3 separate regions of the Homo sapiens genome follow, and all the other regions are linked to region 2. Evidence: chromatin loops called from intact Hi-C (ENCODE). Cell type or tissue: A673. All regions are shown on one strand.

The links. Peaks named below come from ENCODE experiments on the same cell type or tissue, not always from the same donor. Only the 100,000 strongest peaks of a DNase experiment are listed, where the experiment ranks them.
Region 1: a loop joins it to region 2, with 4 times the contacts of the local background. A loop is called at or near these places in 40 of 110 quality-filtered maps.
Region 3: a loop joins it to region 2, with 2.4 times the contacts of the local background. A loop is called at or near these places in 3 of 110 quality-filtered maps.

Annotation. Positions count from the first base shown.
Region 1 is chr7:82,479,809-82,483,808 of GRCh38, forward strand. No RefSeq gene overlaps it. Among named protein-coding and RNA genes, the nearest start is that of CACNA2D1, 38 kb to the left of the region's middle. In A673, a CTCF peak has its summit at 1,901 (motif pointing left); no DNase peak of the experiment used is centred here.
Region 2 is chr7:82,050,112-82,054,111 of GRCh38, forward strand. All of the region lies in intron 10 of CACNA2D1 (calcium voltage-gated channel auxiliary subunit alpha2delta 1), which reads right to left. Among named protein-coding and RNA genes, the nearest start is that of CACNA2D1-AS1, 43 kb to the left of the region's middle. In A673, a CTCF peak has its summit at 1,829; DNase peaks (open chromatin) are centred at 180, 870 and 1,730; H3K27ac peaks cover 1,459 bases.
Region 3 is chr7:82,140,271-82,144,270 of GRCh38, forward strand. All of the region lies in intron 4 of CACNA2D1 (calcium voltage-gated channel auxiliary subunit alpha2delta 1), which reads right to left. Among named protein-coding and RNA genes, the nearest start is that of CACNA2D1-AS1, 130 kb to the left of the region's middle. In A673, no CTCF peak of the experiment used is centred here; a DNase peak (open chromatin) is centred at 2,171.

The DNA of each region.
Region 1 (4,000 bases), 430 kb after region 2:
AAATTGCAAGATTGCTTTTTTTTTTTTTTTTTTTTTTTGAGACAGGCTCTTGCTTTGTCACCCAGCATGGAGCATAATGGAATAATCACAGTTCACTGCAGCCTCTACCTCCTGGGCTCAAACAATCCTCCCTCCTCGGCCTCTCAAGAAGCTGAGACTACAGGTGCATGCCACCACACCCCACTAATTTATATATATATTTTTTATAGAGATGGAGTCTCACTATGTCGCCCAGGCTGGTCTCCAACTCCAGAGCGCTGGGATTACAGGTTTGAGCAACTGTGCCCGGCCCCAAGATAGCATCTTAGTAGATGAGAGCTTGATAACATTAAACTATCTCTTGTTTCCAGGTAGCAGAATTAAACTACTTCTAAATAATTGAAGTAAAAAGTCTTCTAGTATAGCAGACCCTCTGTAGTGGGAGTTTCCATATCTGTGGATATGGAGGGCTGAGTCTACCAGGCAATTTTATATGAGAAACTGGAGTATCTGTGGATTTTGAACTCTGCAAGAGTCCTGGAACTAATCCCCTTCAGATACCAAGGGATGATTGTGTCTATACTGCAAGACTTGAAATCCTGCCTGCACCACTTATTGGCATGAGATCTTGAGCAAGTTACTAAACCTTTCTATTCCTCAGTTTCCTTATCTATAGAATTAAGATAATAATAGAACTTACCTCATAGAATTGTTTTGAGGATTGGATGATTTTATTCATGGTATACACTCAAAATAGTTCTGGACACATTTAAGGAGTTCATTTATGTTAAGTACTCTGAACAGTACCTGGTTCAGTAATATTAGCCATCACCATCATCATCATCAATATGTTCATCATCGAAAACAATAATAAAGAGCCTATGAAGTAAATACTTGTAAAATTTGGAAAGGAAGCATATTCATGGAATGGTATACATTTTCCGACAGCAGTTTCAGGTTAAAAGTAAAAGAGCCAAGGGATATCCAGCTGCATCAGTTTAATTAAGTCGGTTTAAATAAATCTGATATAAATTAGCCATAAGTCTAAAATGGAGACACCAAAGAAGTCAATGAGCATTTGTGACACTTACAACAGTGAACTTGGGATTTATTATGAATTATAATCAACTTAAACATTCTTCATAAGTGAATTGCCAGAAAATTTCTATTCTGTCACCAAGTGTGTGGTTCTGCTTAAGAGTTTTTTTTGAGATGGAGTTTTGCTCTGTCACCCAGGAAGAGTGCAGTGGTGCAATCTTGGCTCACTGCAACCTCCACCTCTCGAGTTCAAGCAACTCTCCCTGCCTCAGCCTCCCAAGTAGCTGGGATTACAGGTGGGTGCAACCACACCTGGCTAATTTTTGTATTTTTTTGTAGAGACGGGGTTTCACCATGTTGGCCAGACTGGTCTCGAACTCCTGACCTAAGGTGATCCACCCTCCTCAGCCTCCCAAAGTGCTGGGATTACAGGCATGAGCCACCGCACCTGGTCCTGGTTATGCTTAAATTAACAGACATCATACATTTAAAATAAGTATTATTTTTAAAATTAAATCTATTAGATTCATCTAAGTAATAATAAATAATCACATTAACTGAATGTTAAAGTCTTAGCTTTTGGGTTATTTTCAAATAACTTGCTTTAAATGTAGGTAGCAAAATGGTTGCCACATTAAACATGTAGAAGAGCTGTGATTTCTGGTTAGCTGGCTGAAATCAAATCATCAACTCATCTCTGTTTATAAATTGTCTCAAGTATAAGTATGGATATTTTTCTTATAGTAAAATTCTGTGAAGATAAATAATGGTTTTAAATGTAATAAATTGTCATATATTGATTAAATGAAGTCTTTTGCAGAAATATTTTCACATGAAATTGTGGCTATGGTTCTCATTTCACCCTCTAGTGGTCTTATGACAATACTGCATTTTCCCTTTTTAGTCATCTCATAGTTGGTTGTACTTTCTTTGGTTAACACTTGTTTTACAGCTCAATGCTAAATGACTTAATCACATCTCTATATTAATGCATTGCTGTTGTTGAGTCTGTGCTAAAATACTGCTCTTAATACAATAGAGAATAATGGGTTTATTTTATTGTTTTCATGATGTTAATAGAATCAAGTCACACGTCCTGTCATCTACTTACTCTTTTCTATTAAGGTACTTTGGTTAAATGTTCGATATCTCCAAAATACGCTCTAAAAATCCTCATGGAGGGAAAAAGTAATTGGCAGTCTTCAGAATCTCATTGATTTACACTCTTCCCTCATCTGCAAACCAATTTAAAAATCATAATAAAGTGGTAAAAGATTATGGACCTGACAAAAGAAGGATAAACTTACACATTTTACTAATCCTATCTGGAAGCTTGAAATATACATCAGATTTCTACAAGATGGTGAAAGAGGAAAAACATGCTATGTTTGTTTTTTTAAAAATGTTGTTCTAAAGCTCAATCATATGTGTTAATATGATACTGCATATTTTTCACCAAAAAGTGAGGTAAGCAAACAATAAGTAGTCTTACCTGAATTACATGGATCACTGACAACAGCAATGAATACTTGTAAAGGTTTGCAAACAACCACACAAGTTAACTTTTCACTAAGACCCTTTGAGGAGAATATCAGTCTGTAAGAAAATTTTTTATTTTGCAAGTAACACTTTTTTTCCCCAATAATATTTTGGGAAGTCTGAATTTAAGCATTTACTATTTGTTATTTATTTATTTTAGAGACAGGGTCTTGCTCTGTCACCCAGGTTGGAGTGCAGTGGTACCATCATAGCTCACTGTAGCCTTGAACACCTGGGTTTAAGTGATTCCTCTGCCTCAGCCTCCCAAAGTGCTGGGATTACAGGCATGAGCCACTGCACCTGGTCACATTTACTATTTGGTAGTATCATTGATAACTACATTTTTGGATCACTTTATCTTCTATCATGCATATACATATTTGTTATTTTCCCAGTAAGACTAAAGTTTGCCCTGTCTTCAGTTATCAGATGGTAAGTGATAGGTTTGAGGTTTTCTTGGTTTTCTTATGATGTGTTTGCTATTCTGATTGAAGGAAAATTAACTATTGCCTACAGATTGTACAGTTACTGCACAATGATAATACTTGGAAACTACACGTATTTAATCACATAGAAAACTATATGTATTATTCCATTTTATGTGCCACAGAATTAACATATGGCCAAAAAAAAATTTTTTTTTGAAATTAGTTGGATTTTTCATTCATTTGGATGTTTATTTATTTATTTATTTTTATTTTTATTTTTATTTTTTGAGACGGAGTCTTGCTGTGTCGCCAGGCTGGAGTGCAGTGGTGCGATCTCGGCTCACTGCAACCTCTGCCTCCCGGGTTCAAGCAATTCTCCTGCCTCAGCCTTCCAAGTAGCTGGGACTACAGGCGAGCGCGACCATGCCCAGCTAATTTTTGTACTTTTAGTAGAGACGGGGCTTCACCATGTTGGCCAGAATGGTCTCGATCTCTTGACCTCGTGATCCACCCGCCTCGGCCTCCCAAAGTGCTGGGATAACAGGCATGAGCCACCACGCCCAGCCTGGATGTATATTTAATAAGAGTTAAAACAGATAAGACCTTTGCCCCCAGGAATCTTCTTTCTAGTCTTCTAGAAAGATGTAAAATAAATAATAATACACATAAATATATGACTACAAATATCTTCAGTGAAGAAAAAATAAGAATATAGTGAAGATCAGAACAGGAGTATGTGATTTAGATTTTGGCATGTAGGAAACACTTTGCTGAGGAAATAATATTTAAGCTGAAACCTGAAAGATAATTCAGAGTTAGCCATATGGAAAGTTGGGAACAAGCTTCCCAGGCAGCAGAACTGTATGCTTAAAAATTCTAAGGTAGAAAACAGCTAAAAAGTGAATTACCAAGTAGCATTTACTATAATTCTGTATACTACAAAACTATACTTATATTCTGGTTCTTTTCCTTTGGTCATTTTTTGGTCTACGGAAAAACTTGTTATTATCAAATAA
Region 2 (4,000 bases):
GGAAATCTGAAATTTAAAGCACATAGGAAATGGAACAATTGAAATCATCTCTTACTTGCCTACACAGTGCAACTCCATATTTAAACAACCTCCTGCTCTGGTATTAGTTGGTGTTAAACAATCAAGTCAGGAACTGAAATGTCTGAGATTTTATAGCAGTTGTAAGCTAACAAGTAAGCCTCCTACAGTGTCATAGATAAAAGGCAGAAAAAATACAAGCCCTCTGAGTCAGAGACAAAGAGTTTATTACTCATAGCAACAGAGGAGCAGAGTAACATCTTTGTTTGCACAAGCTGCCCAAACCTCAATTCCCACAGGATGACAGGAGGACAGCCAGGGGTCACCTGCATAGGTAGTGAGATGGGTTTCCAGCCAGGAGTCCCAAGATGAGGAAGTCCCTGATCTTATACAGGGGCTTCTGATGGCCCACACTCATCCTCCCCTCCAGAGAGACACAATAGTTTAATTACTCTGCATTGAAAATCTCTTCGGGAGAAGGAGAAATCTCTTTACTATCCTGGAATGCAAATAAATCTGAATAAATTGGCTGTTAATGCTTAGACTTAAATGTGAAAGATTCATAAAGAAATGTCTCCCAACAGTTGGTGGAAAAATGTTGGAAGATGACACTAAATAACAATAATCATCATCATAATACATGATTACAATATATAAGCACTTTACATGTGACATTTCACTTGGTACTCAACAACATTTCAGCAAGTTAAATTATCCTGTCCATTTTTAAGATAAGGAAACTGACAGAAGCCCTAGGTTACTTGTGTAAGGTCATAAAACTAGTAGTTTCCAAAGCTGCACAGTTATTCCTATGCAATTCTACCAGTCCATCTAAGAGACAGGGTTGCCTGTGAAGAATGAGTCAAACCAGATGTGAGCTTACTAACACTGTCCATGCAGGGATAACGTGTTGGCAGGATCATTCCATCGCGTTGCTCTTTACTTGATATAAACCAACATATATTGGCTCCTTGAACCGCATACTGTGGGAAGCAAAGACTTTTACAATCTTTAGAATACCATATTCAGAATTATTGTTTATATAGACAAATAATAAGCACAGACCTGTCTCACACAGAGGTCTGGACCCAGGAAATCTGCAGGCTTTTATAGCAGTTGCATTTAGGGAAAAGCTTCCAGCTGGGAAAGGGCTCACCTTCCTTTCCAGCCTCCTATTTAGCTATGGTTCTTCACTTTTGACTTTGTACTTACATTTATAAACTGTCACTTCTAGGACTGCTGCTTAGCGACTACAATCTGGACAAAAGGTACAACTAACTTTTTAAAAAGTTATTTCCTACAAGCAAGAGCAAAGATATAAGGAATTATATTTTGATTATTTTTTTTTCTGGTAAAAAATCAAAGACAGTATTTTATAATGACTGTGAATTGGAAAAGCTTCCACGAGGAAAACTGACTCAAAGATCCTTAACATAATCATAACATGTGCATCTAATTCTTTAGTAAGAAATGTGTGGTTTTATTAAAAGACATGAAGATCTCCTTTGGTTGTTAACTTTTAGCATATTGTCTGCAATCCATATACATTTTCCCATCATCCTCCACTGGCTTGCAGTATTTTACTCCTAAAATGTCAAACTCCCTCACATTCATAAACAAATTCAAATCCCTGTGTCAACACTTGAAATTCTGCCTGCAAATCAGAACACGCTGTGATTGAATTGCTGCTCCTATCATCTACCACTGACTCCTATCAAAGCATATAACTGGATTAGTGGGAAAACAGCTACATTATGCTTGCATTTCAGCTTTGCTAACAGCAGGCTTCCTTTCTGCAACAAAGAACAACCCTGGAGATAGTAGAAACACTCAGAAATGATGCAGCGTTAGTTCTGACATCTTATACATGATTTAAGCATGAAAAATTACTGTTATTTTTAAAAAGAATGAAAGAAACTTAGAAAAATAACCCTAAAAATGAGAGGCTACTTGATTTTTCTGTTTGGTGGCTTCTGGGCAACTTTGGGAAAGTGTTAATATAGATTGCATCCTGAGTCTTTGGATGACCCACATTCTTTTGGGTATGAAGATAAAGAGAAATGCATGAGGTCTCTAAGGAAAAATTACGGTCAAAGTTAACTATAGAACCACTCCCTCCTTCCTCAGTGCCTTATTACTATGGATTCCTGAAGTTACAAAAGCTAAAGGTATATTGTTGCTTTCCTGGACTTTCAAACAGCTTTAGAGAGAAAATAAAATACACATGCACACATGCACGCACACATACAACTTGACATTATAAATATATTTTGAAGGTTTTTTTCCTGAGAATTTCCATATCAGTAAATTGTTAAATCTGTATTTAATGAGAAGGGCCTATATGTTAAAGATAAAAATGTAATTTTACTTTTTTCTTACCAGAATGTTGCATAAGAATCAATTCTCTTTACCTGTATCAATTTCAGACAGTATATACTCAAAATAAAGCAGACTAACTCATAAGACTGAAAAATTTCTTTAAAATTATGAATTTAACGTGGTTGACACTAAAGATTATATATAATGTGGTTGACACTAAAGATTATAAATGCAAATAAGAATATATGAAGTTTCATAAGAGCAAAAGATACACGGTAAAGAAAGTAAATAAATATTCCTGAAGATTTAGCCTCATAACTTTTTGGTTAAATCTAGAATCATGAATGAAGATGGCTACACTCCAGTTCTTTCTCTTTTCTTGGAAAAATTGCTAAGACTTTTTCTACTGTTTTCTTATCCGCAATATTAAGAATAGTAGTATTATCAACCTCACAGGGTTGCTGTAAAGACTAAACAAATTACTATGAAAAACACTTAGAACAGTGTCTGCCACTTGAACATTGCTTTAAAAAAATTAAATGGCCTGTAATCCCAGCACATTCGGAGGCAGAGGCGGGCGGATCACAAGGTCAAGAGATTGAGACCATCCTGGCTAAGAGGGTGAAACCCCGTCTCTACTAAAAATACAAAAAAGTAGCCGGGCGTGGTGGCGGGTGCCTGTATTCCCAGCTACTCAGGAGGCTGAGGCAGGAGAATGGCGTGAACCTGGGAGGCGGAGCTTGCAGTGAGCCGAGATGGCGCCACTGCACTCCAGCCTGGGTGACAGAGCGAGACTCCGTCTCAAAAAAAAAAAAAAAAAATTAAATAATTACCTATCAATTATGATTAAATAGAAGGTTAATGCACAAATAACAAAAATAATGAACACGTGTTTACTTTGGATTTTATTTGTACTGATTTTCTGAGGAGCAAATCTATGTCTCAATGTAATCACTTAAAATTATTTAGTGAGTTTTCAATCATAAAAATGTATTAATGATTATTTTGAAATAATAAAATTAAACAAAAGTGTACAGTTAACAAAACTTCAGAGTGTAGTTGACAAAAAAATGATATTTTTATAGTAAATAAGAGCCATAAACAAGTAAATAAGTAACCAAAACTAATTAAGCCTAAGGAGGAACTAGGAGCTGGGACCAGTAATACCAGGAGCTGAAACCAGTAATACGTATCTCCAGAAGCAGAGTGGAAAGTCACTATGACCTCATCTTTCAAATGTCTTCCTGATTATTTATCTTTTAAGTTCCATTAATTGTGCGTGTTTCAATATTACTTTTCTGCCCTGTTTATGACATATTAATGGAGGTATTTTAATAACTTTTAACTTGAGGTACTGAGGTGCATACTTCCAGGTGAAATGTATTCCCAGTTTTTCCTACGAGTAATATATTCTGTTTTCCCATATGCTTTTAGCTCACACATTCAAACCACACCAAATGAGTACACCCAGCTTAGGATTTACAAAGAGCTGTCAGTGCATCAGTAAAGTCTGTATTAACCTGGTTCACAGAAACCACAAGAAGATATCCTGCAGTTGTGTTTCTTAAGAAATTAGTTAACAATTTTCTTCAAATAAATACACGTTTAACAACATATTTTTTTTAGGAAAATCAATGGCCTTTAAAACTGGCAGGCTTTAAGA
Region 3 (4,000 bases), 90 kb after region 2:
GAATTTGCAACCAATTATGTCCCATACCGTAAAACTAAATTTCTTCTTCACCAATAAATGGGATATTGCTTTTGGCTTAGGAGCATTTTTACAAACCTCATATGATAAATATGCTTTTCTTTCCCAAACCCCAAATTTTCATTCATAGCATATACATTTCATTATTCCCTTATTTCATGAAACAGAAAAGCTCACTTGATCAATTTTAATAAGAATAAATTTATACAGGGCATCAGGAGTTGGAGAAACTAACTCTGCATCTGCTCTGTCAACCAAATCCACCTCTATGGAATATGACCTTAAAATAAATGCCAAATATTCAAAGAGCACTTAATTTATATCACCACATCAAAATATTTTCCAAGTCTCAGTTCATATTTTCTTATAAAAAAAAATTGCAATTGGCTGGGCGCGGTGGCTCATGCCTGTAGTCCCAGCAGTTTGGGAGGCCGAGGCGGGTGGATCACAAGGTCTGGAGATCGAGACCATCCTGGCCAACACGGTGAAATCCTGTCTCTACTAAAAATACAAAAAATTGGCAGGGCGTGGTGGCGGGCACCTGTGGTCCCAGCTGTTCGGGAGGCTGAGACAGGAGAATGGCGTGAACCTGGGAGGTGGAGCTTGCAGTGAGCTGAGATCACGCCACTGCACTCCAGCCTAGGCGACAGAGCAAGACTCGTCTCTAAAAAAAAAAAAAAAGAAAAAAAAATTGCAATTATTCGTTTGTGATTTTTGTTTGAATGCTTTCAGAATTATTTGGCTCAGAAACAATTTCAACTATAATTTTGAGAAAAATCATATTTTGGAGAAGCAGTCATTCTCTTTCCTATCAATTCATTTAAAGCTATCTTTTTGCTATTTAGAAATATATATTAAGATATGTCCAGCTATGTTAACTAAATCAGTCTTTCACTAGGAGTTATTCAAATCACTGAGTCACCACAATATATCCAGAACCAATCTTAACAGAATTGGGAAAGGACAATTCTTAGGAATAAAAGATGATTCACACCAAATCAACTAAATTCTGTTCTGATGCTTTTATAGATATGAGTTTTACTTAAAATGAATTCTGTGCTAATAGAAAATTAGGGGAGGAAATTTAAAAAAAAAAATGAAGTTAAATGCCTTAAGTGGGTAAAATTAAAGGAGAAGAGGAAAAAGTCTCAGCTGAATTCTTTCTCCCTTAACCCAGTCTCCTGTTCCCATCCCACTTAGACTTTGTACAGGGAGATTTTGGGGTTTCAACAACAATCGGGGGAGCCACACCACTCATTCAACAATTATTTTGGCAACCTTCTCCGTGCTACGTATTGGAGAAACGAAGATGAATAATATCTACACCCTGACCACAGGGAGCAAGTGTTCACCCTACAACTCGTCTGTGGCAAGGATCTGACCTCGTATATATGAAAAATATCTCATTATGGTTGGATGACATGACCACATAAACTAAAGCTTTCTCAGTTTTCAAAACAGTTGAGAATTAACAATTTTAGATAGTCAAGACATTGCCCGTCTGTTGATCAGTTTGAGCATATGTGTTTCTTTCTTAATCATTTCCCTGTCTTATCACTAAAAATTCCCTCAGTCCCTTCTCTAGAAAGTACAGTTATACCAGTATCATTTAATACTTTAATTAAAACTATGGCATATAAACTAATTACCATGGGAACAAATGATAGAATAGAGTAATCTTGTTTCTCTATTATCCTTCAGCCTAAATGTCTTTATGCAAATTATTAAACAACATCATCTTGGAAGGTTTCACACTCAAATACACAGGTTTTCAGTGGATTTCAAGGCATTATGTGCAGTATGATAGAATAAAGTCAGCAACAGCTTCAAACTAGATTCAGGGATTAAACCTTTGGAGAGCTATTTTTCATAATTTAAGCGCCACCAGATGACAAGAACAAATTGTTTTCTTTCTGATTTTTAACCATGCAGTTTAGTTATTTATTATCTCCTTGAAACAAATTTGCCCAAATGGTCCATGCTAATATAATACTGCTGCTTACTGAAATTTCAAACATCCCCTAGCAAGTTGAGAGATAAATTACTTTAGTCCCACATTGTCTCTTGGGAGTCAAAAATTAAATCTGAGCAAAATAGACCTTTCCATCTTAAAAATGTATATTGTGAGTGACAGCCCCTTGCATGCCACTTGCTCACAAATGTGGGCCTCTGATGAATAGATTATGCTAAAAATCTGAGGCACACATGCAAAGCTTCCCCATGGAACTAAGATGTTGCCAGGAATAAGGCTTAAATATTGCAACTGAAAATTAAGATTTTATAGTCAACAATTAAAATATATGACACATTCAAAATTCAAATAGAGACTAACTTCCTGTCCAATTTACTAATTCTCTTTCTTGGCTATACTCAGCTCTGCACATGATTCACAGCCTGACAAGTTTTGGGCAACTGTACTGTCTGATAAAGTCACTTTTACAAAATATTGCAATCTTATTGTCATTTTTATCACTCCTGAGTTCCAAATACCAAGTCAATTGGTTAAACATTGTAGATACTCTTCATTAAAAATAAGTTATGTTAATGATTCATGCCAGCCAACATCTACACTGTTTAGCTAAAATCATTTATAGCTCAAATTTTCTGGAAATACATTTGTAGCAATTTGACTTAGCAACCACTGCTATTTTGTCCATTATCAACTGTTGTACCTGGGATGAGTTCAACCAACAGCACTGTAACACTGTGTGAATAAAAGAACTTAGGAACATGTATGTGTGTGTATGGCTGTCTGTGGGTGTCAGTGGTGAGGGGGGATATGAATGTGAGTAAATCATTTTCAAGACAGTGCTCCAGGAAAAAAAGTATTTTTTCCTGTCATTATATTTGTTTGAAGTTTGGAAAACATGAACATATTGAGAAAGTATGTAATTTAGAAGATGAAAAGAAAAAATAAAGATGGACACAAGACCATCTAGAGATAAGTGCTACCATATAACTGAACTGAAGACGTGATAAACCTGCATTCATATTATGTGACAAGAGACAATAAGATAATTGATATAAAGTGTTAAGTACAGTGCATGGCACACAATATATGCCCCGTAATTGTTAACTACTTTTTATATATGAAAAATATCAGGAATATACATCCATAGAATTTATCAATTAACTTTAGTTAATACCTACTTATACATGAAGTAAATTATAATTTTATTTTCTTAGATCAGTTAGGATGCAATGTGTCTTTTAAGTGCTATCTTCAAAGATTCCACATAGCAGAGTGGAGAAGAAATAAAATTACTAGTTGTTGTCATGCTTTTTAATCTGATAAACCAAATGAGATGATTTATAAGAAAGCCTAATGCAAATGGTAATTAATTGGAGTGGAAGGGGCTTATACGCATCCTGTCCACCAAATGTGTTGCTGTGCTCCAGACCTGTGTGATTCTGTAACTCTCCAGTCTACATGTACACCTCCACATATCAATCATCATTCATTACTGCCTATAAAAACTTTCACCTTGTATTAATCTAAAAGTTTGCTTGTCCATCCCAACATCCAAACTGCCCAATCTTGCTGGAGAAAATTACACACCAGTAAATCAGGAGTTTCTATGTTTTAAAAACTCTAACAAACATGTAGGGTTCTTTGGTAAAATGTTTTTCTATTCAGAAATCCTATAGCTTTTCAGAAACTGTTTATTCACCCAATCTAATCATGTGATTCTGTCTGGCTAGTAAATCACATCACCCCACTTATCTGATGACACAAATTAACAAGTACCTAAATATATTCAAAAACTGTATTCCATCTCTCTATTTCTTTGGGTGTAATAGGTCTAGGAGTAGTTACGGTCATAAAAGCTGAGCTGGTTACAGCCTGAATCCTTGAGGCTTCCTTCATCTGTTGGCTTCTTGGTGATAGGAAAAATCATTTTTTTTTCTTAAGCTAGTAAGAATTTGGTTTCCAACACAATCGATAGTACTGATACTAATACCATACTTCCTACAATGTTTT